Regions from separate parts of the Mus musculus genome. Here region 2 is linked to region 1. A link is a loop called in an ENCODE intact Hi-C map of the cell type or tissue named here. Cell type or tissue: gastrocnemius. All regions are shown on one strand. Links, peaks and the distances in the headings refer to the core of each region. The heading gives the core; the rest is flanking DNA. Region 1 holds the start of Tmem109 (transmembrane protein 109). Region 2 holds the start of Ccdc86 (coiled-coil domain containing 86).

Region 1 (12,625 bases), core at 1,958-9,957:
CTTAAAGTCATTAAGCAACATTCTTCTATAGTAGCATCATCAAATTGAATCTGCTCTTGTATGTCACAGTACCATCCTTCACCTAGAAACTGGTTTTTTACTATATTCATTCCCCTTGCTCTGTTTCACTATCCAATATTCTTCCCTCTGACATGTTAACCATTGCAACTGAGGACTAACCGCTAGTACAGCAGTCAACAATCCCTTCCAGTCTTGGGGAATAATTCAATTTTGAGTAAACTAGTTATTTAGAATTTATTTCATATAAGGCGAGTGCATCCCATATGAAAGCATAGCCTCTTTAAAATGTGTTAGATCTGTCATTTCTATAGGATGCCATCCTATCTCATCATAACCTGTTTCACACATTAGCAGGCATATGCTGCATGACTACTAGGAAAGCTGATGCTGAACTTCTAACCAAAGCCCACCTCTAACTCTGGCATTGCAGCTGGTTTGAGATTAATCCTTTCTTTTTTCTTTCTTTCTTTCTTTTTTTTTTTTTTTTTTTTTTTGTTTTGGTTTTTGAGACAGGGTTTTTCTGTGTAGTCCTCTAGTCCTGGCTGTCCTGGAACTCACTCTGTAAAGGCTGGCCTTGAACTCAGAAATCAGCCTGCCTCTGCCTCCCAAATGCTGGGATCAAAGGTGTGTGCCACCAAAGCCCAGCAACCCTCTTTCAAGACAGGTTGTTTCATCAGATTGTCATCCCACTTTTTCAGCTTTACTCTGACCTGACCCTACTCTGGTACAGTTTCTTTCCCTCTTCCCTCCTGTGGGATGCTCCCACTCTCAGGATCAGTCACCAGGACTGAGACTTTGCTTTCTCTTTTCCAGTGCTCCTCAGTTCCCAAGTGCATCCACCTCCACTTGCAGCCTCTGCAGCTGCCCAGTCAACTCTGAAACGCTTTCAGAAACAAGTGAGCTACAGTAAAGATTTATTTATTATTATAAAAATATTTATTTTTAAAGATTTATTTATTATTATAAAAAAAGATTTTAAAAAAAGATTTATTTATTATTATAAATAAGTACACTGTAGCTGTCTTCAGACACTCCAGATGAGGGCATCAGATCTCATTACAGATGGTTGTGAGCCACCATGTGGTTGTTGGGATTTGAACTCTGGTCCTCTGGAAGAGCAGTCAGTGTTCTTAACTGCTGAGCCATCTCTCCAGCCCCCAAGATCTCATTTTTATCCTTAACTTTCAAGCCCCACGTTGTGTACCACTTGTAACTCATCTTTGCTACTTTGTGAGTTCTCCCTCTTCCTCACTTTACCTCCACTTTACCTCCTAACAGAAGATAGGAGAGAAACAAAGATAGGGAGAGAAAAATTAGAAAACTCCCTGAATCTAATTTCTTTCCTTTTGTGTCTTCTTTGGCACTACTAACAAACCACAACCAAACTCCCTAAATGACCAATAACCACTACTGCCAATCAGGAAGCTCTAGCATTTATTTTTATTTTTTATTCTCTCTCTTTCCTTTCTCTTTCTTTCTTTCTTTCTTTCTTTCTTTCTTTCTTTCTTTCTTTCTTTCTTTCAAGATTTTACTTATCTATTATATGTAAGTACACTGTAGCTGTCTTCAGACACTCCAGAAGAGGGCATTAGATCTCAATACAGATGGTTGTAAGCCACCGTGTGGTTGCTGGGATTTGAACTCAGGACCTTTGGAAGAGCAGTCAGTGTTAACTGCTGAGCCATCTCTCCAGCCTGAGCGCTAGCATTTATATACCCTCTGCAAAGTTCACAGAATTCCAAATGTCACACAATTGCAGAAACTATCTGCAGCAGGCAAAGCCATGCCTCACATCCCTACCCCTGGGATTAAGACAAAAGCACATTCTTCTAATAATTTTATGTTTTCCTTTCAAAAATAGTTTCATTCATTCTTATGAGTACACTGTAGCTGTCTGTCTTCATGCACACCAGGAGAGGGCATCAGATCCCATTACAGATGGTTGTGAGCCACCATGTGGATACTGGGAATTGAGCTCGGGACCTCTGGAAGAGCAGTCACTGCTCTTAACCACTAAGCCATCTCTCCAATTCCATCTTTTAGGGACTTGACTCAGGTAAAACTTGATCCTTTCAACACAGAAAAGAAAGTAAGGCTAGCTGGGCGGTAATAGTAGTATACACTTTTAATCCCAGCACTCCAGAAGCAGAGGCAGGCAGATCTCTCTGAGTTCAGGGATAGCCTGGTCTTCAGAGCTAGTCCCAGTACAGCTAAGGCTACACAAAGAAACTTTGTCTCAAGTCCCCTACCAGTCAAAAGAACCAGAGTTGAAGTTTATTAAAGATAAGTTGATACATATTTTTAGGAACATGATTTAACAGAGGGGGTGGGGGAGAGAGACAGAGACCAGGAAAAGAGTAAGACATAACCAAGTGTTTATATAGGATTCTGAAGAGGGAGTCACAAATAAGTGTCACACCATTAGCCCATATAAAACATCCTGGCAGCTCTCAAGTTATGCCTTAAAAGGGTTGTTAAGAATTGGTTTTTTTATCCTTTTCTCTCTTTCTGATTAGTGATATTATAGGATGGCTCCAGAAGTGACTGGGTTAGGAATATAATCTAGTAAAATATAACTATGAGCCACTAGGATTGCACCCTTTAGGGGAGGGCTAGGACAGGTCTTTCTTACTGTAAATGTAAGTTTCTAGTGAAGTTCTTAGAAACTTGTAGGTTTACAGCTGGGAAGAGAGAAACACCTAAAGTAGTTTTTGATTCTCAGTTGATGGGAGGTTTTAACAAGACTCCTAAGGGAAGTCCTCCTTTCCCTTCCAATGTTCCCATACATTTCTAATATGTGTGCCTATGTTAATTTCCCAAAAGGCACTTGCAAACTAAAACTAAGTCTAGAAAGAAACCAAAAACACCACTCCCACCCCCACCACCCCTGAGATCTTTTCCACTAAGGCACGCCTGACAACCCGGATTCAATCTCCGGGATCCACACAGCAGGAGAGAACTGACTTCCATAGGAGTATTGTATTGTGCCTGCACACCCGAACGCATGCATAGAATACATAACTACACGTAATTTTAAAATTTATGGGTTGGTGAGATGGTTCAGCGGTGAAGAGCACTAACTGCTCCTCCAGAGGTCCTGAGTTCAATTCCTAGCAACCACATGGTGGTTCACAACCCCCTGTAATGGAATCTGATGCCCTCTTCTGGTGTGTCTGAAGACAGCTACAGTGTATTCATATAAATAAACCTTTAAACAATTTTTACATCTCTGCCTACCTCATCCACAAAGCTACCTCAGTGTTCTAAGGTTTAAAACAAACAAACAAACAAAATAACCCCAGGGCACCTGGGTTGCTTTCCTTTCCCTAACAATTGTAAGCAAAGCTTTGGTGGTCACCCACACATTTTGGGTGAGGTTTTGCTCTCTTCCAGAGCATATGAGTTTCTCCAAGGCCGTACACCGTTCATGTGCCCACTAACACCTTGTGCCTTTCCCCCCTGATGTGCCATTTTTAGCGTGAAAGGTTTCTCAGCCCTCCAAGTGCTCGCCAGCGCCCCGCCTTAGGAACTGCACTTCCCGGGAGGAAACTGCCGCCCTAAATGCGTTGTAGACTCGGATCTGCACCGAATCCCGCATCGAGCACCAACTCTACCCACGCCACAGCCTCGACAGTTCTTTCTTTCCCCTTTCCTGCCAAAGGCTTCGCTTCCGTTCCAACTCCAATTTCCGGCGCCATTCTTCTCTTGGAAATATTTGGGAGGGAAAAAACACGTACAAACCATAATGGAGCGAGCAGAGCGCATGCGTCCACGATGCCTGCCAGAAAGACCTGCCAGTCTCCTCCGTCGACCGCCCCGCGCATGCGCAGACTATAAACCAACACCCCGGGAGTTGAGGCGCCGGTTTGGTGGCGCGTTTTCTAGCGAAGTCCCACGTGAAGGATAGCGGTGACCGGAGCAGGGTGAGTGAGGGCCGAGACCAGGGCTGTAGATGCAGCTTAAAGGACAGATTTGCAGGAGGTAACAGGGCGGAGCCGCAAGGCCTTGCGAGCCCTAGTGGGGAGGGGTCGAACGTGGAACGTGGGGCTTAACAAGTATGGGACCCAGATCCTCGTTGCTATGCAACCAGGGGCGTTGTTACTAGGTAACCCTGGAGGAGAGTGTTTCCCGGGATGAGTGGGTTCGAGCGCTGAGGTCTAGCCCTCCGGAGGGAGCAGCTGCCAGATTTGGGGGATGAGGCCAGTGCCGAACTGCACACCTCCCCCAGCCCCATGGTCCAGCCTCCTGCCGCCTCAGTTGGAGCCCCCCTCAGGGTATCCTGACCTCATGGGCCTCGCGACGCCACTATGGAGTGCTTGGCAGGGGATGTGCTGTTCGAAATAGCACATGCCACTGACCCTATTGCCTGGAGTCTGGGCCTTGGGAAGGGAGCGGCAAGGCTGCACACCCCCCCCCCCCCCCTTTGCAAACACCCTGCCCCACAAACAGTTGCTGGGTAGCAGCTGTCAGGGGTTTAGCGAGGGCTGCCTCCGACCTGCCAGAACGCTGACTTCATTCTCCTTAGTGGTGACTTCGCCACGTTTAGGACCTTCTATCTCAGCTGTGCTTCTCATGTGGCTGTCGTATATTTGGACTGACTATTCAAATAACCTCCTCCCCTTCCCTCCCCCCCCCCCCCCCGCCACCTCTCCATGTCTTTATGTCCTACACTTGTGGCTTCTTGGCAGGGCTTCTGATACTCATTTAGCAAGCACTTAGTCATTCTATGCTAGGTGCTGGGGATTCCAAGAAAAGTTAATGTCAAGTTAGTCTGAGAGTCACTGGGAGGCTGTGGGACAAACTTTGAACACAGTGCTTGCACAAATTATCTAACTTCTTGAAGTAACTCTTAACCCAGTTTCAACAGAACTTACATTTGAGGAGATTGAATTTCAGATAGGTTAAGTAACAGGTGTAAAGGTAGTGGCGGCTAACTTGTGATAGATCTGAACCTGTGTCCTTTGTACAGAGAGCTCTTAGGAGGCTTTGCTTAAAGTAGACTTTTCTCTGCGTTGCTGATCTTTGCAACCACTGTTTGATTATGCCTCAGGAATCCTGGGGAGCTTTAAAAACAAAACAAAAAGGCTGAGCTCCTCCCTGGGAGGGTCTGAGTGGGTTGCCTGGGTGGGGCAAACACCCTTGTTTAACAGGCTAGTCAGGCAGGTCAGATGGGCAATCCAGAGTGAGGATTGCAGATCCACAGGACTGCAGTGAGTAGTGAAGGAACCGTGGGGGCCAGCAGAGGGCACCAAGTTAGTTCTTGCCCCTGTAGTGATTTATAGCGAGAAAGGAAAAAGAAGAGGAAGGAGCACTGACTGGAGGTAGTGTGGACAGCCCCACCCCGCCCTGGCAGAGCAAACCACAGCTGAACATAGAGTGACGTCTCACCACCATAGTAAGTAAAGCAGTTCCCCAGCTGAGACTGTCCCTACTAAGCTGAATTGCAGCTGTCTGAACAGGAGTGGCCAGTCTCAGTGCTATCTCTGGCTGTCCCTTCTTACTCTCTTGGTGTGTAACCTGTAAACTCTCAGCGGGTGGGTCATCTTCCAGTATGAAGGCTTTTCTTGGGAGGTTTGGGTGTCTTCGGCTTTACGCTCGATGGTAGGTAATGGAACGGTATGTTCCCATAGGCAGAGAGCAGGTCTTACCAAGGCAGTGTGGACGTGTGGGACAAGCAAAAGGGCAAGCCTGAGCTGCTGGACTTGGGGACACGGTCCCTATTTCTGTTCTCAGCAAAATGGGGTGTCATGATAACTATAGGGCTGGTGAGATGCTCCATGGGGGGAAGGGACCTGCCACTAAGCCTAATGAACTGAGTCCGATCCCTGGGACCCACATGGTGGAAGGAGAGAACCAATTTGTTTAAGTTGGTCTTTGGCTTCCACACATGCAAACATACACACTTGTATACACACACTGTTCTTTTGTAACTAAGTGGTAAAGTGCTTGCCTACCTGTTAGCTCTGAGTTTGATTTCCAGCTACACACACACACACACACACACACACAGATTGTCATAAAAATTAAATGAAGTAGACAACACTTAGTAAATTACGAATCACTATTAAAATTTGATAACTTATACACATTTCCATGTGTGGAGTACCTCCTGTTTGAGGAAACAAAAACGTTTCAGACATGTTCCCATCTTTCAGAGGCCAACGCTGTTTGTCTTTTAATGGCCATAGCATCTTTCTGTATTAATAATATTTTGATGAGTGCTAGTATGTATGTCCTTAATTGGTAGTATTTGCTTTTATATACAAAGCCCTGGGTCCAGTTCCTAGTGCAACACACAGGTAACACACACGTGGCACATACCTGTAAACTCAATACTTGGTGGAAGAAGGAAGATCAGGAGTTGAGAGTCATCAGCAGCATGAGGAGTTCGGGCTAGCCTGGGCTACATCAGGCCCTGACTTAAAGAGCAAAACTGCAAAGTTCTTGATGAGACATGAGGAAGCATGATGATGGTGGGTCAGATTCATATTGCCTGAGCCTCACTTAAAAAAGGAAAGGAAAGGAAAGGAAAGGAAGAGGAACTGATGAAGAAAGTAGCTTGCCAGTTTTCTTCACACCCAGTGTTCTCCAGAATCCTGTGAGATTCTGGCACACTTCAGCTCACCTAGAAGAGCAGTGCTGTCCTCAAGGTGGAGGGGTTAAGTTCAAGGTTCCCTAGACTGGGGCAGGTGGCTGCTTTAAGTTGAAACTGGCCCAGAGAACAGGCTGCTGTGGGAGTTGCAGCTCATGTCACCCTGACCTTCTAGTAGGGAAGAGACGACACCTGATTCCTCCTGTTGGAGGTCCTTGGATATAGGATCCAACCCAAGATAGCAGGCCTGTTCTTTAGGGCCCCAATCATGATTGTGACCCAGATACCTTAGGAACCAACCCATGTTTTCCGCAGCTCCTACCAGTGGCAGGCAGGAACCATCTGGCTCTTGATTTGTGCCAAAGAGAAGAAGATTCTTTCAGCTTGAGGCTTTTTCACTTGAATTGTGTGTCCTGCAACTCCATTTGACCTTGGGGGGCGGGGTGTGTCAGGCAGCTGTTTCTGGTCCAGAAGCTACCCCAATGAAGTATTTTTAGAGTCTTTTTTTTTTTTGCGCCTTCTCTGCCCAAATGGTGGAACATCTTTCTATTCCCTCTCTGCTATCCAGATGACTCTAGATTTGCAGCCAATTCCCCCCAGTACTCTGGTAACCACACATACTTCAAACCCTGGCTTCTCCACCACCTTAGAGCCTCGGCTCAGCCTCGGCTCAGAAGCTCTGACTCACAGGACCTCTCTGGAGCTGCAGGTGTCCTTTTGAGGCCAAGGTAGAATGGGATTTACTAGAGTCCTTTGACGTTTCTCAGCAGAGTGGCAAAGAAGAAGTGGGCCTGCAAACATTCTTCTTACCTACTCCTTACCTGCTTCAATAGGTTGGTGCTTGCTGACTCCTCACTCACGTGTGGCATCATGTTGTGGATGAGATCAGAGCACAGAGCACAAGGTGCTTGGGCAAGTTTTCGCCATAATTCCCAGAGATGGTTGGTGAATGCCAAGTGTGTTCGAGCTTATGGATAATCTGTTATGTGACTTTATAAGTAACTTCTAAACTTGAACACAGTTCAGCAAAGAGGTTGTGGACCAAGAAGGAGTGCTCAGTAGATCTATCTGAACTCATAGCTTGATTTTCCCACACACTGCCTATCTTTCCTTGATTTCATCATTGGGATGACGGTGCCTACTCAATGATAAGTATCTGTCAGACTGAGAAAAGTAGTGCATGCAAGACCAGTGTCTTGCTTTTTATTCCTGATAATCTTTCGTTAAGGGCTGGCTGTTCCTGAACCCTTTGCTTATTTTGGCAATACGAAGTTGAAGTCATTCTGCATCAGTGGTGTGATAGATCGTGGTGTGATACCAGCAGTTTGCTTGCGCACACACACACACACCAGCAGCTGGTTTTCATCTACCCTTCCTTGCTCGGATCTCATATATCTCTTATAATTTAATGCATGGGAACGTTGCCTTTGTCAAAATCATCAGCATTTTGCATGGCTTCCTGCATCATCTCCAGAGGATAAAGGGGGAAAGCAGCCCTTTCAAATATACCGTCCATGTCAATATTTCCATTTTTAAGAAAGCCCTGTAGATAGCTAAAGGATTGGAGAGAGAGAGAGAGAGTAGTTGCCAGGGGAACCAGTCATGTCAACTCTTTTGTTGGTACCTCTCAGGAGAACAGGTGACTACTGATTGAGTTGATTCCAATGGCTAGAGATTTTGTTGATCACACTTATATAATATAATGAAACTTCTAGGAAAATACAGATAAGACCAGATTTAGAGAGCTTCCAGATCGCTAACATATGTTGGAGACCTTCCGAGGGTGATGTACCTAGGTAGGGCATGGTAGCTCTGCACTCCTTCTTCCAGACCTTGTGCTACCATCTTTACAGCTGGTGTTCATCAGTATCCTTTAAGTATTTGTGCTTATCCAGTGAACCTAAGCGCTTCTCTGAACCCTTGACTCTCTTCAGCCAGTTAATTGAACCTGACAGAGAGGTCGAGGAACCTTGACTTAGAGTCAGACAGAGCACAGATAAAATAAGCTAGCATCTAAAGTTGTAGACATAAGTCCTGCCTCTCATTGCCCGAAAGCAAACACTTGGGAGAGAAGAATTGGTGGGAAAGAAATCAGATTCATTCAGGGCCTGCCTCTGAGAAAACAGGGGTGTTGGCCTCAAGTCTCCATCTTATGGAATGTAGTTATATAAAGAGGTTTGTAGAGAGGAAGGTATAGGGTGGGGGTGCTACATGCTGAGTGGGGTCTTCTCACCTGGGGCATGCAGCCCCCCCTTTTTTTTCTTTCTGGCCAAAATGCCATGATAGACCTTGACTCCAACCTCCTGGGGCTAGTTCCTATAGTTCTTAGATGGATATTACTTGTGAGTAAGTTAGACTCTGGAGCCATTTATATGTTTTGTATTAGTTGGAGCACAGAATTAAGGAACAAAGAATAATATTACACATCCTGATATAACCCAAAATTCACCAGCTGTTATGGATTCTATACATATAAAGATTTTTTAAGCCAGTGATGGGGGCATATACCTCTAATCCCAGCACTAGGAGGCAGAGACAGGTGAATCTCTGAATTTGAGGCCAGCCTGATCTGTAGAGTGAGTTCCAGGACACTCAGAGATACACAGAGAAACCCTGCCTCAAAAAACAAAAAAAAAAAAAAGATTCTTTAGTGGTTGGTTTCTGTCTGTCTGTCTCTGTCTGTCCTTTTAAGGATTGAACCCATGGCCATGCACATGGTAGGCAAGGCATCTGTCACTTAGCTACCTGCCCCCAGCAACAGTTGACATTTAATCACTATAATACATCTTCTCTTCAGAGGTTAGCAGTGTATCAGTGGGTAAAAGAATGGGAAATCACCCTGGAAAGGATAACCCCCTAAAGAAGGGTCACATTAGTTAGGTGTGATCTGCCAAATCCCTGGTTGTAGGAATTAACTCAGTCATTAGCCATCCTTCCTCCTCAGAGGTTAGGGATGAGAATCTCAACCCTCTAAAGGCATGGCTGGTCCCCTTGGTAATTACCTCCCTAATCCTGTGGTTAGCTAGGGAGTGCTCTAAAAATGGTCTTATTATCATGGAAGGCATGTTGGAAAGGGCTGTCTTTCACCCTTCATCTCTGAAGATGTTGCAGAAGCCAGGCTAAAAGGCTAATTACTTTGACAAAGGAATCTTTATTCTTTTTGTGTATTATATGAAATGTGTGAGCTCTGAGCCAGGAAGGTAGACAAAAACCAAACTGCTGTATGTGTGTTTATATGTATGTCTGTATGTATATACTAGATCATGATCATTGACACAGAATGGCTTCAACTCCCACTCCCAAATAGGCCAAGGGACATGACTCAGTCTTCAGGTTGGTAGTGTCAGAAACTAGTTGAATTAGAAGATGTTCAGTGCAGAAGGGATTGCTTGCTTGCTGAGGATAAGAACAGAACAGAACACCTCGCACAGGTAGTCACTGCAATCTTATGTTGACTGTGGAGTAACAGTGGGGAAGAAACAGCGTTTGGCCTTAGAATGGATCTCAGCTTTAGAATTATTGAAGAGCTGGTCTCTATGACCAGGTCACACAGAGATAGTGCCATTAGAACCAGTGTGCTTAGATAGGGACACTGACATGCCACTCTCAGGTGATGTCATTGAGCAGCCCCAGTTGCGATCCACTGAATACTTTATCCTCCACCAAGGGTAGGGTTTGGAAGCAGAGGCTTGGGTTGAAATCCTTCTAAGCCCAGTGCCCTTGCACAAGTGCTTACCTGCAGTCTCTTTCTTCACACCTGTGCCCACAGGGGCCAGGGACAAAAACCACCTTGCATAATGGCCCCGCGGAGATACTGTTGCAAATGCAGTCATTCTTGTGTCTCTGTTAACCTGTAAATGCTCTATTTTATATTGGTGTACAAAGTGGTAATCCTACTTATTTGCTATTTTTAAGTGACTTTTCCCTATCATCTTTGGCTTAAGTACATTATGAGCTTCTGAGAATGAAGTCTTTAGAGATTTAAAAGTCATGTCTGTTCTTGGTGCCTACGCTGTAGAGACAGGCCTTCAGATGAAGAGTCTGCAGTGAGAGCTTGGCTACTTTAAGGCACAGGGGCCAGGCGGTGGTGGTGCACGCCTTTAATCCCAGCACTTGGGAGGCAGAGGCAGGTGGATTTCTGAGTTCGAGGCTAACCTGGTCTACAAAGTGAGTTCCAGGATAGCCAGGGCTATACAGAGAAACCCTGTCTCGAAAAACAAACAAACAAACAAACAAACAAACAAACGGCATAGGGTAGTACTTGCTGGTGTATTGATCTGGTAGAGAATACAAAAGAGGAAACTGTAAATCAGATGGTTGTGCCAGCATAGATTCCAAGTTGTGGTTCATCTTTTTTGGTAAACAGTGGATTTTAGGTTTGGCTGGGATGTCTGCCGTGGGCCAGGGGTGAAGAAGGGGAATAACAGATCAGTTGGGAGAGTAAAAATGTCCATTGGTTCTGGCTCACTGCTTACCCTATGGCCCTGTCTTGGCAGACACAAACATGGCAGGCGCACACAGCACTCCGTTATGGAGCAGACATCTGCTCAAAGCTGTCCTGATGGTCCTCGTGGCCCTTTTCCTCGTCCACTCCGCATCAGCCCAGTCTCATCGAGAGTTTGCCTCACCTGGTCAACAGAAGAAGGAGACCTCAGCTGATATTTTGACCCAGATTGGCCGATCTCTGAAGGAGATGTTGGATACCTGGCTAGGGCCAGAGACCATGCATGTGATTTCAGAGGTAAGAAAGGTTGTGCCTGTGGTGGCTGTGTGCAGAAAGAAAAGGAGAGACATTGTCAATGCCACCTCACCTCACCACCACATCTTTTGTCCTAGTTGCTACTGCCTAGAGAGAGCCCCACCTTCCACAAACACATCCTGGCACTTCTGCCTCTTGTAAGCTGATTGCCTGGTTCTTGCCGTCCAGGCTTTTTGCACCAACCCATCTTTCTCTAGGCTTGGTCCATTTGGCCAGAAAGGCTACAAAATGAGCTACCCTTATAAACTCATGTTGGTGGGTACCCATAACTTCCGACTTGACCTATCATCTTGAGCTGGCAGAGCTCAGAGATCTGAGTCCCAACTCTTCACCTGTGAAAGTGAGGTGGAGCTCATGAAGGGCCGATGGCAGGATCAGTTCTTCCACCCAGTGCCATTTCTAGTGTGGTGTCTCACCCTTCTGATAGTTCATACTGGACTGGAGAGATGGCTTAGTAGTTAAGAGCACTGACTGCTCTTCCAGAGGTCCTGAATTCAATTCCCAACAAGTACATGGTGGCTCACAACTTTCTGTAATGGGTTCTGGTGGCCTCTTCTGGTGTGTCTGAGAGTTCATACCAAAGTGCCAAGCCAGTGGTTTATAAGATCCGGAATATAGGGCTGGAAAAATGTCTTAGTGGGTCAAGTGTTTACTATGTAAGCATGCAGACACGAATTCAGATCTTCAGAACATACATAAAAACTGGGCATGGTGTATATGTCCGTAGCCTCTAGCAGTGGAAAGCGGGGTGAGAAGAGTTAGGCAGATAACAGGAGCTGGCTGGCTAGACTAGCAAGCAGAAACTAGAGCTCCAGGTTCAATAAGTGACCCTGGCTCAAGAAACAAGAGAGGCTGGATAGGTAGCTCAGCAGTTATAGAAGCTTGCTGCTCTCGCAGAGGACCAGAGTTTGGTTCCCGGCACCCACAGATGGTTCACAACCAATTGTAACTACAGCTCCAGGGGAATCCAGCATCCTCTCCTGGCTTCTTTGGTTGCACCCCACCCCAACACTTATTCATACACAAACACACATGGACACATAAATAAAAATGAACTTTTTTTTTTTAAAGCAAGTGGAGAATTGAGGAAGGGAGCCTAATGTCAGCTTCCAGGCTCCACATGGCCCTGTGTAGCTTCGTAGGCAGACACACAAATCCATAATGCAGTGTAGTTGTCCCAGCCCTGCATGAACATTCTTCCACATACCCTTATGATTCCCTTGGAGGCCTCCAGTTTCATAGGGCGGCTACCA
Region 2 (12,625 bases), core at 1,675-9,674, 73 kb before region 1:
ACTCCAGCCAACTGATGGCAATTGCTGTTGTTTAACAAGCCATCCCAAGACTTAGTGGTATAAAAATAACTGTGGATGAGTTTGGCAGGACAGATATGGACAGGGAGAATGTATCTCTGTTTCATGGTTTCTGGGACCTCCGTTGGTGCCAGGCTCAAAGTCAGGATTGCCTGGTGAACTGGGGATAGAATCACCACAGATGCAGCTCCTTTCCTACCTGCTAGATGATAAGGGTGTCAGCAGCTTGGCTGGGCTACCAAAGACAGCTCCAGGCGATCTCTCCACATAGGGTGACTTGTACTTCCTCACAACATGGAGGCTGAAAGTTCCAAGAGCCAGCACCCCATGAGAGCCAAGCAGAAGTACTCAGCCCTCCATGATCTAACCTTAGAAATGCTAATGTTGCATTCCATTAGCTGGGGGTTATCCTGGAGTCTGAAGAAGAGGGACATAGATCCCAGTACCTGAGGGGTGTCCAGGCGACACAGTAAGAAGATCACATGGAGGGGAGACCATACTCAGGCCAGCTTTGGAAATCCCAGTACTTAACACCTCTCCAAGAAAGTCTATCTAGATGTATGCAGAGTCATTTCAAAAGCAGAGAGCCGAAACCACACGAGCAGAAGAGGACAGCATCTGAGTGTTGTTTTATGTTGAGATGCGCAGAACAGAAAATATCACTCTGATTAATCTGTGCTTTATCGCTATAAGAAGCCCTCTTTAGTTTTGTCTTAATTATTTTGATTTATTTTAATTAACTTATTTTGTTTTATATCCAAGCTGATCTCCACCTCCTGGTCCGCTTAGTGTTCCCACCTCCTGAGTGCTGGGACTGCAGGTGTGTACCACCACACCCAGATGAGAGGCACTTTTAAAGACCTGCAGCTTCTGGCTTATTTAGAAAGAACAGGGTCAGCCTAGGCTACAGTGGGAACTTACTCATGCTTTAGATAAAGTACACAAAGGTGTGGGTAAAAATCACTAGTGTTCTTGAAGCAGAGCTCTGGATTCAAACCCTCTGGCCAGTGACCAGCTTTCATCCCTGCACCTCTGAAGAAAAAGATTAGCTGGAGACTCAGACAAGATCTGCAAGCACCACCCTTGTGTGCTAGCTACTCTGGACAGAATCTTGATGGCTTAAACTACCGGCGAAACCTAAACATGTTTATGACTTCCTAATCTCCTGCTGCAAAATGCATGATCAATATTGCTAACCATCCTGTTAGCAGCACGCCTTTTAACCTGCAGATAAATGGTGTTTGCGGAGGAAACAATCTGTTTCTATGACTCCCCTTCGGTAGAGTGAGTCAGAGTATCTGAGATGCAGATTTATGATCACAAGACAAACGGTTCTTGATGTAACTAAACAATAGGATGGCGGTGAGCTCAGGCCATGCCCAGTGATCCTGTGAGTCCCACAGGCAGCCCTGGTCCTAGGGTAACATTAGACATTTGGAGGCGCCAAAGAAACAGAAAATAGTTTGTTGACTCAGAGAGACCCGATTCACTCACCTGAGGTTGGATGTGCCATCTGGCTGAGGTCTGGAGCTGGTCTTCAACTACTGCAATGAAGAACTGAGATTCCCCACCACTAAACCAGGGACCAGTTTAATCTGTGGTTCAGGAAAGGAACCTCATACTTTGCTCTGGGGTGCTCTTTCTTCGTCACCAAGTCAATATCTCCAAAGGCTGGGGGTATGGCTCCATGTTACAATCCTTGTTTAACATGTGTGGAACCCTGGGCACCATCCCAAGCATCACAGAAAGACAGCATTTCCAAGGGTTGTTGTGGAGACGAGCCACCACACTGACTGAGAGGGACAACCACCACTGAAGTAGATATCACACTGTAAGGAAAACAGAGCTGTCAAGAAGCCAGATGTGAAGGAAATAAGAGTAGGCTAGTGCCGGGCATGGTGGCGCACACCTTTAATCCCAGCACTCGGGAGGCAGAGGCAGGCAGATTTCTTAGTTCGAGGCCAGCCTGGTCTACAGAGTGAGTTCCAGGACAGCCAGGGCTACACAGAGAAACGCTGTCTCAAAAAAAACAAAAGAGAGAGAGAGAGAGAGAGAGAGAGAGAGAGAGAGAGAGAGAGAGAGAGAGAGAGAGAGAGTAGGTGTACTGGCTAATTTTGTGTCAACTTGACACAGCTGGAGTTATCACAGAGAAAGGAGCTTCTGTTGAGGAAATGCCTCCATGAGATCCAACTGTAAGGCATTTTCTCAATTAGTGATCAAGGGGGAAAGGCCCCTTGTGGGTGAGACCATCCCTGGCTGGTAGTCTTGGGTTTTATAAGAGAGCAGGCTGAGCAAGCCAGGGGAGGCAAGCCAGTAAAGAACATCCCTCCATGGCCTCTGCATCAGCTCCTGCTTCCTGACCTGCTTGAGTTCCAGTCCTGGCTTCCTTGGTGATGAACAGCAGTATGGAAATGTAAGCCGAATAAACCCTTTCCTCCCCAACTTGCTTCTTGGTCATGATGTTTGTGCAGGAATACAAACCCTGACTAAGACAAATTGGTACCAGCAGAGTGGGGTATTCCTGTGACAATCTGACCATGTTTTGGGGAGGACTGTGGAAGGACTTTGGAACTTTGGGCTTGAAGATCCATCCGTTGTTAAGAGCTCTGTCGGATGTCATGTAGGAGCTTGGAAGATAATGTTGAGAACACTGCAGAAGATGGAGCTCTGGTTTGTGAAATTTCAGAGGGAAAATTAAAGACTCTTTTCAGGGCCATTGCTGTTTTGTTTGTGAAGATTCTGTAGTTCTGGTTAGCTGGGGCTGAAGAATCAGCTGTGATTAACAAGATACCAGAACTACCAAGCAAAAACTTTGCATTACTGGGACTATTGATGCTGGTTAGCTGGAGCTAAGAAATTAGCGGTGATTAAGAAGAGACCAGCATCATTGAGGTGACATCTTCTGGGAAGTGTTTTCTGAAAGCACAAAGAGGCAGTGTTCCAGAGATGGCCAAGGATGTACTCCTGCTGCAGTGGGACTTGGTAATATGTAAGGGTCACCCAGGTGGTACTGGTTTTGAAGGCATGAAGGGGTCACGCAAAGCAGCTGAGGTTCGGTACTGTGAGAGGCCATGGAAGGCCATTGGTGAAGGTGCAGCCTCAGTTGCAATTGAAGGCCCAGGACTGAAGGGGTCATGCAGTGTTTTGGAGATGCCAGTACCATGAGATGACCACCAAGAGCAGCAGCAGCAGTGGGGTACAGGCATCTGGAGCCTAGAGGACGATGCGTGTGCTACAAAGGGCCTGGCTGGAGAAGTTACCCAAGCCCTTGGAGGAGCCCAGAAGATCGTGAGTTGGATCCCAGACATTGGACGGTTGGAGATTGACTTTTGCTTTTGATTGTGACTGTGCCCTGATATTTTCCCTCTTGAAGGAAGAAACTGTTTTAGTGGAGCCCACAGTTAAGAGACTTTTAATTGTAAAAAGACTTTGGATTTTAAAAGAGATGGATATTTTAAAGAGATTGAAATTTTAAGAATATGTAAAGGCTGTGGGACTTTTAAAGTTATTTAGATCTTGGGGATGAATAAGATTGTAAGGGTTGAGGCTTACTAGTGATGTTTTTGTGTGTCAAGTTGACAAGGGGTCAATTGTACTGGCTAATTTTGTGTCAACTTGACACAGCTGGAGTTATCACAGAGAAAGGAGCTTCTGTTGAGGAAATGCCTCCATGAGATCCAACTGTAAGGCATTTTCTCAATTAGTGATCAAGGGGGAAAGGCCCCTTGTGGGTGAGACCATCCCTGGCTGGTAGTCTTGGGTTTTATAAGAGAGCAGGCTGAGCAAGCCAGGGGAGGCAAGCCAGTAAAGAACATCCCTCCATGGCCTCTGCATCAGCTCCTGCTTCCTGACCTGCTTGAGTTCCAGTCCTGGCTTCCTTGGTGATGAACAGCAGTATGGAAATGTAAGCCGAATAAACCCTTTCCTCCCCAACTTGCTTCTTGGTCATGATGTTTGTGCAGGAATACAAACCCTGACTAAGACAGTAGGCTAGTAAACAAAAGGAGGGAGAGGAGGGTAGTGACTTAGTCTGAGACTCTGTCATTGACCAGATCCTGAGAACTTAGTGTGTACAACGCCAGGACGCATTTACCCATCTTTCTGATGAGCTCCTTTTACACACAAGCCCCAGATGACACCCTCTGGTAACAGGGTACCTCAGTGTACAGGGTCTGTCACTGTTCCATTCAAGCCCAGTCCCACGCACTTCTGCTGGTAGCTCTCACCCATCCCAATCAGGTGATGGGGCGAGATCTCAAGCTGAGGGGTCTGAGTTAAAGTCACATTTGAGTGGACTTTGAGCAAGCCTTATGGCCTCTCTGAGATGCCATTACCTCCCCTGTTCATTGGTGAAACTCATTCCTGCTCAAAGGACCTCACGGCTTTTAGATTGTGTTCTCCAAAGGAACCTCCAAAGTGATGTAAGTTGCTCCGAGGCAGGGACCATGACTAACTGTTCCCCTGGTTGTTTCTAGTATCGGGCACAGGGGAAATAATCAGCTCTTGGTGAATGATAGGGTGTTATTGAATTCAACCTCTGCACTGTGTGGAAGGCAAAGGAGGCAGGCTCTTCAGGGGTTCCTTCACCCCTTTCTCTGGTACACTGATCCTCGGGGTATGGTCTGTGGACCACCAGCACCAGCACCACCACACTAACTGCATCACTAACACCAGCAGCAGCACCTGAGAGTTTGCTAGAAACCCAAGCCCATGGCCCCATACCAAACATACAGAATCCTAACATCTAAGGCTTGGACACACCTTCAGTTTGACTGATTCTTTCTGAAGCTGAAGAAACACTGTTGTCAGATACAGTAGGGAGAGAATGGGATGGATATAAAATATCCATGTTATTCAAATATCCATATTTCATATCCATCTTCTTAGATTCCGTTCTTCCACCTGCTCAGGTCACTTCTAACCCCTTCTCTGACCTGTGCAGATCAGGGAGCATGCTTAAAGACTCCACACACACACACCCATACACATACAAGATTCTCTACCCTCTGCAGACCAAGGAACTGCAGCAGCACCCCTTCTTGTTTTAGCAAAACCTACAGATGCTTTGAGAAGATCTGGAGATAAGCTGTTTTCTCCACCCTGAGCAGCAGGTACCAGAGAGCTTTGGAGTGACCCCAACCCAGCAGCTTCCCAGATCTCTGTGAGTGCCACAACTGAATGGTCCAGTGCTTCTCCTCCCACTCAGTCCCTCCTTCCCCACTCGTGTCCTGGCATTTCATGGATCGAAGGGACAGGGTCTGAGATGAGCGCTCTCAGTAAGAGCAGGCCCCTGTCCTGCTCCATGTACTCTGTGGAACCAACTCGGGACATACACCTGAAAATAGCTGTGCACACTTGCCAAACAGGAGGCAGACCCAAGGGTTACATTAGAGGGACTAGACCCCAACACAACTCAACAGAGGTTCTGTACTAGCCAAGCATGATGGCTCACATCTGTAGCACCTACTCAGGAGGAAGATGAGATAGGTGGATTGCCATGAGTTCAAGGCTAACCAAGATGGCTTCACAGAGGGGGGAGAAGGAAGGAGAAAAATAGAGAAGGTGAAAGCAGGAACAGTGAGAAAGAAGGGAAGGGGAGAAGAGGAGAGGGGAGGGGGGAGGGGAGGGGAACTTACAGTATCCAAAAATAACACCAGGAGACAGCTGGAGCTCCTTGGACGGTTTCCGCTGGAGGCCCGCTTGCTGTCTTACTGCCAGGAAGAGCATGGGGAGCTGGCCATACTACTGGGAACTGTGGAGTAGAAAGATGATGGACCCACGGTGCTGCGTGCAGTCAGCTCTGGGGGAGGGGGTGGGAGAACTGGGGGACAGTTGGAGAGATGGGAGATTTCAGCCTGACTAAAAGAGGATTCTAGAAAAGCTATAGGAAAGCTGTCTTTGAGTACATAAGCAACTGTGAGTAGCAGAGAGAAGCCAGCTGCCGGATATGTACCGTGCAGCGCCGTTTATTCTGCACAACCCTGGGAGGCAGTTGTGCTGTTCTTATGACTCATTTTATTAATAAAGAAACTGAAGCACAGAGAGGCTTGGGTACTGGTAACGATCACGCAGCAAATAAGTAGAGGTGGGAGTGGAGCCTGGCCAGTCTGACTCTGAAGCCTCAGCTTTTCATAGTAAACCTTGCTGTTCCCCAGAAGATAACCAAGACACAGAAAGGATAAAGCAGCTGGCCAATGCCAGGCAGTGAGTGGCACTGTGAACCAGGATTAGTCACAGAGATGGAAGGTTTAGTTGCCTGGCAACTGCCCCTCCTGCAGACATTCCTGTCCCTGACTGCCCCTGGTCTATGCACTGGAGGGGCTGAGTTTCACACATGCCTTGAAGTGCTGACTGGGCAAGACCTGGTTTATTTATGTAACCTAAGATCTGCTGACTGAAGGAAACCAGTGCCTACAGATGGGTCCATGATATGAATCAGATACTCCTCTGGGCTTCAGTCATTCACCCTATCAGGGCAGCACGGTTGAGTTTTTAAATCCCCAGCACTGACTATAACACTTGCTGCCTACCAGGGGTCGCCTGGAGTTCCTTTAGTGCCCTGGAATACCAAGCCAGGAGGATGGTTGTCAGCCCTAGTACAATGGTCTGCCTTGACAGATGCACACACAGAGGCGCACAGACACACACATAGATGGGCCCATGAAATTTATACAAGCAAGAGCACACAGTGGTATGCATGCTTGAATCAAGAGACAAGGACAGTCAGCCAGGTACTCTCTTACCTTGCCCAGGCAGAGGTAAATACCCACAGATAAGACAGACAGACAGACAGACAGACAGACAGACACACACACACACACACACACACACACACACACACACACACACACACTGGGAGCTTGAAAGACAAGCCCAGATAGACATACACAAAGAAACAGACAGACCTTTATTAGTACTCCACATCTCACTGTTTTGCCAGGAGCTTCAAGATCCTGGAGAGCTTTTGAAAGCTACCAAGAGCCAACTCTTAAAATGAGGATTTATATGCAAATAATGTTTACAAAGTGCCCCCCCCCCTTCCCTAGAAACAACAATAAGTGAATGGGAAAGTGAGCCAGGGCAAAGTGAGGGCGAGTGAATTACCAGGTTACCTTCACAAGAGCCTGCCTGGGCTGACCCCTGCTGAGGTCTCATGGCGGGAGGGGAACAAAAGCCCCTTCTTATCCTCCTACAAGATGAAACTGAGGAAGGAAGCTATCTACTATGAAAATTTCAGGAGCCTTCTCTGACCTGTGCATGCAATGATAAAGGCAGGCTGGGTTCAAGTGGAACGTTGCACAGGTAATAGAGGCAGATCAAAAGTCTTCTGTCCAAAATCGATCTCTCTTACACACACTACTACCCTGGAAGAGACACAAAATTAGACCTGAGTTATGCTCTCTGATCAACATTTGTCAACATTTGAGAATGATCCCTCCAGGCAGTGGTAAGAGCCAGGAAGGGGGCTGGGTGGCAGCCTGGAGCAGGAGTGCAGGAAGGCATATAATCTCCTCCAGAGCCCTATGTCAAGCAGGGGCAGGAATTTAAGCAACCAAACAGAACCTACTCCTCTGAGAACTGAGAGGCTGAGATTTGGTGCCTAACTACAACTCCTTAGCTCCCCTTAAATCAGGAACATGCGGGCTCTGAGCCCATACCGGGGAGATATACCATACCAGACATACCAGCCCATACCAGACATATAATTACAGCACACGAGTGCTACAGTTTCTAGTGACATGTAGAAGCTGTACTATTCCCTACCCCTAAGAATGGACTCAGGTTGACTCCATGTGTGGCAGTGCCTAGGGAGTGTGTCCAAGAATTGTGCTTTCTACCTTGCTCACAGGAACGTTTCTCTGGGTCTTCATCTTCCCTGCCTCCTCCTGGATCAGCAAGTAACCATCCCGGCAGAGATGAAGGTTTTAATTGTTTTGTTTTGTTTTGTTTTGTTTTGTTTTGTTTTGTTTTTCGAGACAGGGTTTCTCTGTGTAGCCCTGGCTGTCCTGGAACTCACTCTGTAGACCAGGCTGGCCTCGATCTCAGAAATCTGCCTGCCTCTGCCTCCCAAGTGCTGGGATTAAAGGCTTTCGACACTGCATCTCTTAGCCTATCAGCCAATCAATCAGACAGAGGACTCCAAAGAAATGAAAATTTCCCCAGAATTCTCATGCTGGGAGAAGAAAAAGGTACCAGCCAGAGGGGAAACTTGTCTCCTGGAAAAAGATTTCAGAGTTCTAAAAGCTTGTCAGACCACCTTACAGGATGAGACTAAAACCCAGATAATAATGGGCCAATGGTGGGCAGAGTCATACCTTGGTAAGGACTACTCAGATGTATTTATCCTTGGCCCTCTATCTAAATTTTTTATCTAAATTTAGAACCCTGAGGTCAAATTTGGGTGATTCACAGAATCTCTTTGCCCCTCTTTCTAGTATGACTACATTGAATAAATCTCCTTTTTCTAAAGATTTCCAGTTTTTAATGTGTCTCTTTCAATTGGCTTATTGAGGATAAGGTAGCTAGACCTGACTTCGGGCACAGGTTGTGAACCCCCAACATTGACAACAAGCAGTCAAGGTTTTCTGGGCCACAGACCTGACACTTTGCTGATTAACTGAAACTGTTCAAAGATGAGAACCACCTATTGCATACTTGGGCCCACTAGTAGAGAAGAGGAAGTGAAAAGAATGGGAACGTTTGAGACAACTCAAAAACTGAAGATTTCCCACTCAGGAAGACCACCAGGACCTTCCCCTTTGTTACACAGCGCAAAGCTACTGTGCTACAAAAGATAAAAGAAAAGGCGATGTTTGCGGGCCCAGCAGTTCCAGAACAAGTTAGCGCGCTGATTCGGCTCTGCCTACAAACTCCCTCCGCCTTTTTCCAACCTCTTCTCTCAAGAAAAAAAAAATTATTTTTATATGTGTGTGTGTGTGTGTGTGTGTGTGTGTGTGTGTGTGTGTGTGTGTGTATGTATAATATACCCCCACCCCATCCCCTTGCAAGAACTCGCAGTTTGCAAAAAACGCATCGCAGAAACCAAGCAACTAAACTCTGTAACTGAGCTCATGCACAACACGCATGCGTCTACTAAGCCCAGCCTCCCGGGACCGACTTCATCCCCGGCTCCGCCTACCCACGGGTCTCTCTACCGCAAGTGCGCTTCCTGCCCGGTACGGAAATGGACGAGTCTGACGTCATATGAAGGCGCCGACAGTTCCGAAGGCTACAGAGGCTACACGTGAGCCATGGATACGCCGCTGAGGCGCAGCCGGCGGCTGGAAGGCCTAAAACCTCTGTCTCCAGAAAACCTTCCTGTCCCCGAAGTCTCTCGGGCGAAACGGGCTCTTGTAGATTTCAAGTCGAACTCAGAAGAAACAGGAGAGCTCAAGTCTACGAGAGTTCCACCACTGAGCCTTCCGTCTCCCGGACCTCAGCCGGAGACGAGCCCCGGATCGCCCTGTCCACCACTGAGCCTTCCGTCTCCCGGACCTCAGCCGGAGACGAGCCCCGGATCGCCCTGTCCACCACTGAGCCTTCCGTCTCCCGGACCTCAGCCGGAGACGAGCCCCGGATCGCCCTGTCCACCACTGAGCCTTCCGTCTCCCGGACCTCAGCCAGAGACGAGCCCCGGATCGCCCTGTCCACCACTGAGCCTTCCGTCTCCCGGACCTCAGCCAGAGGCGAGCCCCGGATCACCCGGTCCTAGACAGGATGCAGACGATGGGTCCCCACAAAGGCAGCCAGAGCCTCACCCCGGGTCCCTTCAACCTCATCAAGATCTGGGCCTGGAGTCACCTGCAGGACAGACAGAGTCGAGCCCGGAATCCCCGCAACGAGAGCAGCCATCCAAATTACCTCCCCCACAGGGAGAACTGGACTCTGAGGCGGCCCACGCTAAAGAGGAGGTGATCCCAGGATCCCCCGAGCCTTGCCCGGGCCAGCAAGCACCGGGTCCCGAGCCCTCTCAGCCAGCACAGGAGCTGACGGTCCAGGCACCTAGCTCCCCAGAGCGCCAGTTGGAGCCAGGCAAGCTGCCTCCGGCGGGAGAGACAGTAACAGAAAGTCTCAACCTAAAGAAGCGAGTTATAGCCTCTCCCCAGGCCCCAGCGTCCAAGAAATTGAAAGAGAAGGAGGAGCTTCCTGTAATTCCGAAAGGGAAGCCCAAATCCGGGCGTGTGTGGAAAGACCGCTCCAAGAAGAGGTAAAGTGGGGGTAGCATGGGTGATGTGTTGGGTTCTTAGTACATTTGGACCTTGCCTTCGCCTGAATGCAATCCAAGGGTTGTAAAGAGTTCACCCGAATGAAATTAACAAACACGATCATAATGTCAAAATGCCCTAAGGTCGGGGAGGGAGATAGATCCTCAAAGATCATTTCTTTAATGTCTGCCCTAGACGGTGTTCTTTTGAGCTTTCTTCCCATCCTTTTTTTATTATGAGGCAGGGTCTCACTGTATAGCACTGGCTGTCCTGAAATTCAGAGATACACCTGCTTCTGCTTCCCTAGTGCTGGGTTTATAGACGTGCCACCTTTACCTTGTCCGCCACATCTCGTGTGGCAGGCAGAGCAAGAAAGGCGGCCATTATATGAACATAGTGAGGTCCTTTCCACTGTTGTCTGCTAGCTGTTGTCTTTGATAAAAAATGTATCATGGGACACTGGTTATGTATCACGGTAAGGATGGCCAAAGAGAGAGGCTTTCATAGCCAGCAGCACATGTAATCATCTACCCTTTGGAGCAGGTGTTACTAGGATTGGTGTTGTACATCTGAGGAAGCCAAGGCTCAAGGAGGCTAACTGAGACACGGGATGGGAGCATAGGTTTGATTGCAAAGCGTGTGAGTGAACCCGTTAACCTGCTTCTGGTGGCCAGCTTCCCTTGGGTTCCAGCCTTCTTAAGACATGAGGTCTTCCCTGTCCCTTCAGTGCTGGGGCATGGGAGTGCTCAGTTTAGATTTCTCAGTAAAGGAATGAGGAAGGAGGCTCATGTGGAAAGGACATTGTTTAGGCAGCAGGGGAAGAGAAGTGGCATTCAGTTGAAATGTCCACTGTTGTGACATGGATGGAGACAGTGTCTGTGACAATGTCTGGAGACATTGTGACAGTGTCTGGAGAAGGAGAAGTAGGGTTCAGTTGAAGTGTCAGCTACTGGCCAGAGACAAGAACTCGTAAGAGTAAGGGAGCAGGGCATCAGAGATTTTAAGAAAATGACGTTGAATAAGGGTGGACCGTGCGAGGCTCCGTGCAGGCTCTTTACAGAAGTCATTTTGTTATACTCTTAAATCCTAAGCGCAGGGGATAACCCCTCCCGCAAGCACACCCCATTAAACAGAGGAAAGTGAGGCTTAAAGAGAAAGGCACCAAGCGGAGAAACTTTGAAGCTGTTCCTTTTCCCTGTCCGAGCAAACCACAATACAGGCCACTGATGGCCACGGGTGACCAGCCAGACGGGCTCGCACACAGAAGGGCGCGGTGGCTGAGAGGCTTCCTTGCACAGGCTCGCATAGGCAGTGAGTAATGGGCTCGGAGCCTGTCTTCCATCTCCAGTAACTAGTGCTGAACATCAACTCTGCCTCAGTACTGCAGTCACGAGCCACATTTTTAAGAGTAGAAAGGAAGTCCACAAGGCACCACTGCTCTGTGTTTAGGAAGCTGGGTCTTGAGCCAGCTGGCGAACTTGGCAGGAGAGGAGCATGTTTGTATCACTATTGAACCTTACAGTGGGAAGGGGACAGAAACAGGATGCCTATGGATAAGCCTGGTGCCAGGTTCCAAACTGTGTGTGCCAGACTCCTAGGAAGGAAGCAGGTGGCTCAGAAAGGCCGTATTGACCTTTGTCTGGTCAGCAACAGACTGCCCAGCATGCACCAAGCCTTTAGACACAGGGTTGGCTTGAGCTACCCTATAACAGGCAGGTAAAAAGGAACTCCTACAGGAGTCAAGGTTTTAGTGTAGGAAGCAGAAGGGCCACTGTGAACGGATCTGCTGAGGAGCCTTAGAGTTCTAGGGATAAGATGGGGGAGAAAACAGGCCCATGGGACACCCAGCACACTCAGCAAGGAGTAGGAGAGAGACCAGACATGAAGGCTTGTCTTCATTTTATTTTTACTTTTTATTACAGAAAAGGAAAGAGCTGAGTTTTAGGAGTCCTATCACCAGTTGCAACAGTTTTCAGCATTTCATGGCTCAGCTTAATCTTCTGTTCCTTGTCCCTGCACTTACCCCCTCCTGGAATGTTTCAGCCCACCCTAGAGTGTTCTTACAGATGTCATCTCCATTCTTCTATGACTCTAAGAACATTTGACTCTTCAGAAAAGCCACACTTAACAGAAATCCCCAAATCCCAGTTCTCTACCTTCACATCTCCCAAACTGGAGAATAATCTGAATTTGTTACAAAAAGGCCTTGTTATTGCACACCCCTCTAGGGCATGAGTATCTCATTTCCAGAAGCATTCACTCCGAGCTTATCATGTTTGGTGGCAGCAAATTTCACAGCTGAGGCTATATTAGCACAAAAGGCTTCAAGTCAGCCGGGCAGTGGTGGCGCACGCCTGTAATCCCAGCACTTGGGAGGCAGAGGCAGGCGGATTTCTGAGTTC

The links. Hi-C counts contacts between places; a loop is a spot of excess contacts. Peaks named below come from ENCODE experiments on the same cell type or tissue, not always from the same donor. Only the 100,000 strongest peaks of a DNase experiment are listed, where the experiment ranks them.
Region 2: it touches region 1 in a loop (5-fold over the local background); 8 of 42 quality-filtered maps call a loop at or near these places.

The regions. Positions count from the first base shown.
Region 1 is chr19:10,872,971-10,885,595 of GRCm38, reverse strand. Tmem109 (transmembrane protein 109) reads left to right here and starts at 3,853. Exons shown (of 4, transcript NM_134142.1): 1 at 3,853-3,944; 2 at 11,110-11,354. The coding sequence starts at 11,118. In gastrocnemius, for the core only: CTCF peaks have their summits at 3,555 and 5,247 (motif pointing right); DNase peaks (open chromatin) are centred at 3,575, 3,828, 5,268 and 6,980; H3K4me3 peaks cover 5,170 bases; H3K27ac peaks cover 6,701 bases.
Region 2 is chr19:10,945,878-10,958,502 of GRCm38, reverse strand. Ccdc86 (coiled-coil domain containing 86) reads left to right here and starts at 9,237. Exons shown (of 4, transcript NM_023731.3): 1 at 9,237-10,225. The coding sequence starts at 9,270. In gastrocnemius, for the core only: no CTCF peak of the experiment used is centred there; DNase peaks (open chromatin) are centred at 5,724, 6,269 and 9,185; H3K4me3 peaks cover 1,639 bases; H3K27ac peaks cover 5,592 bases.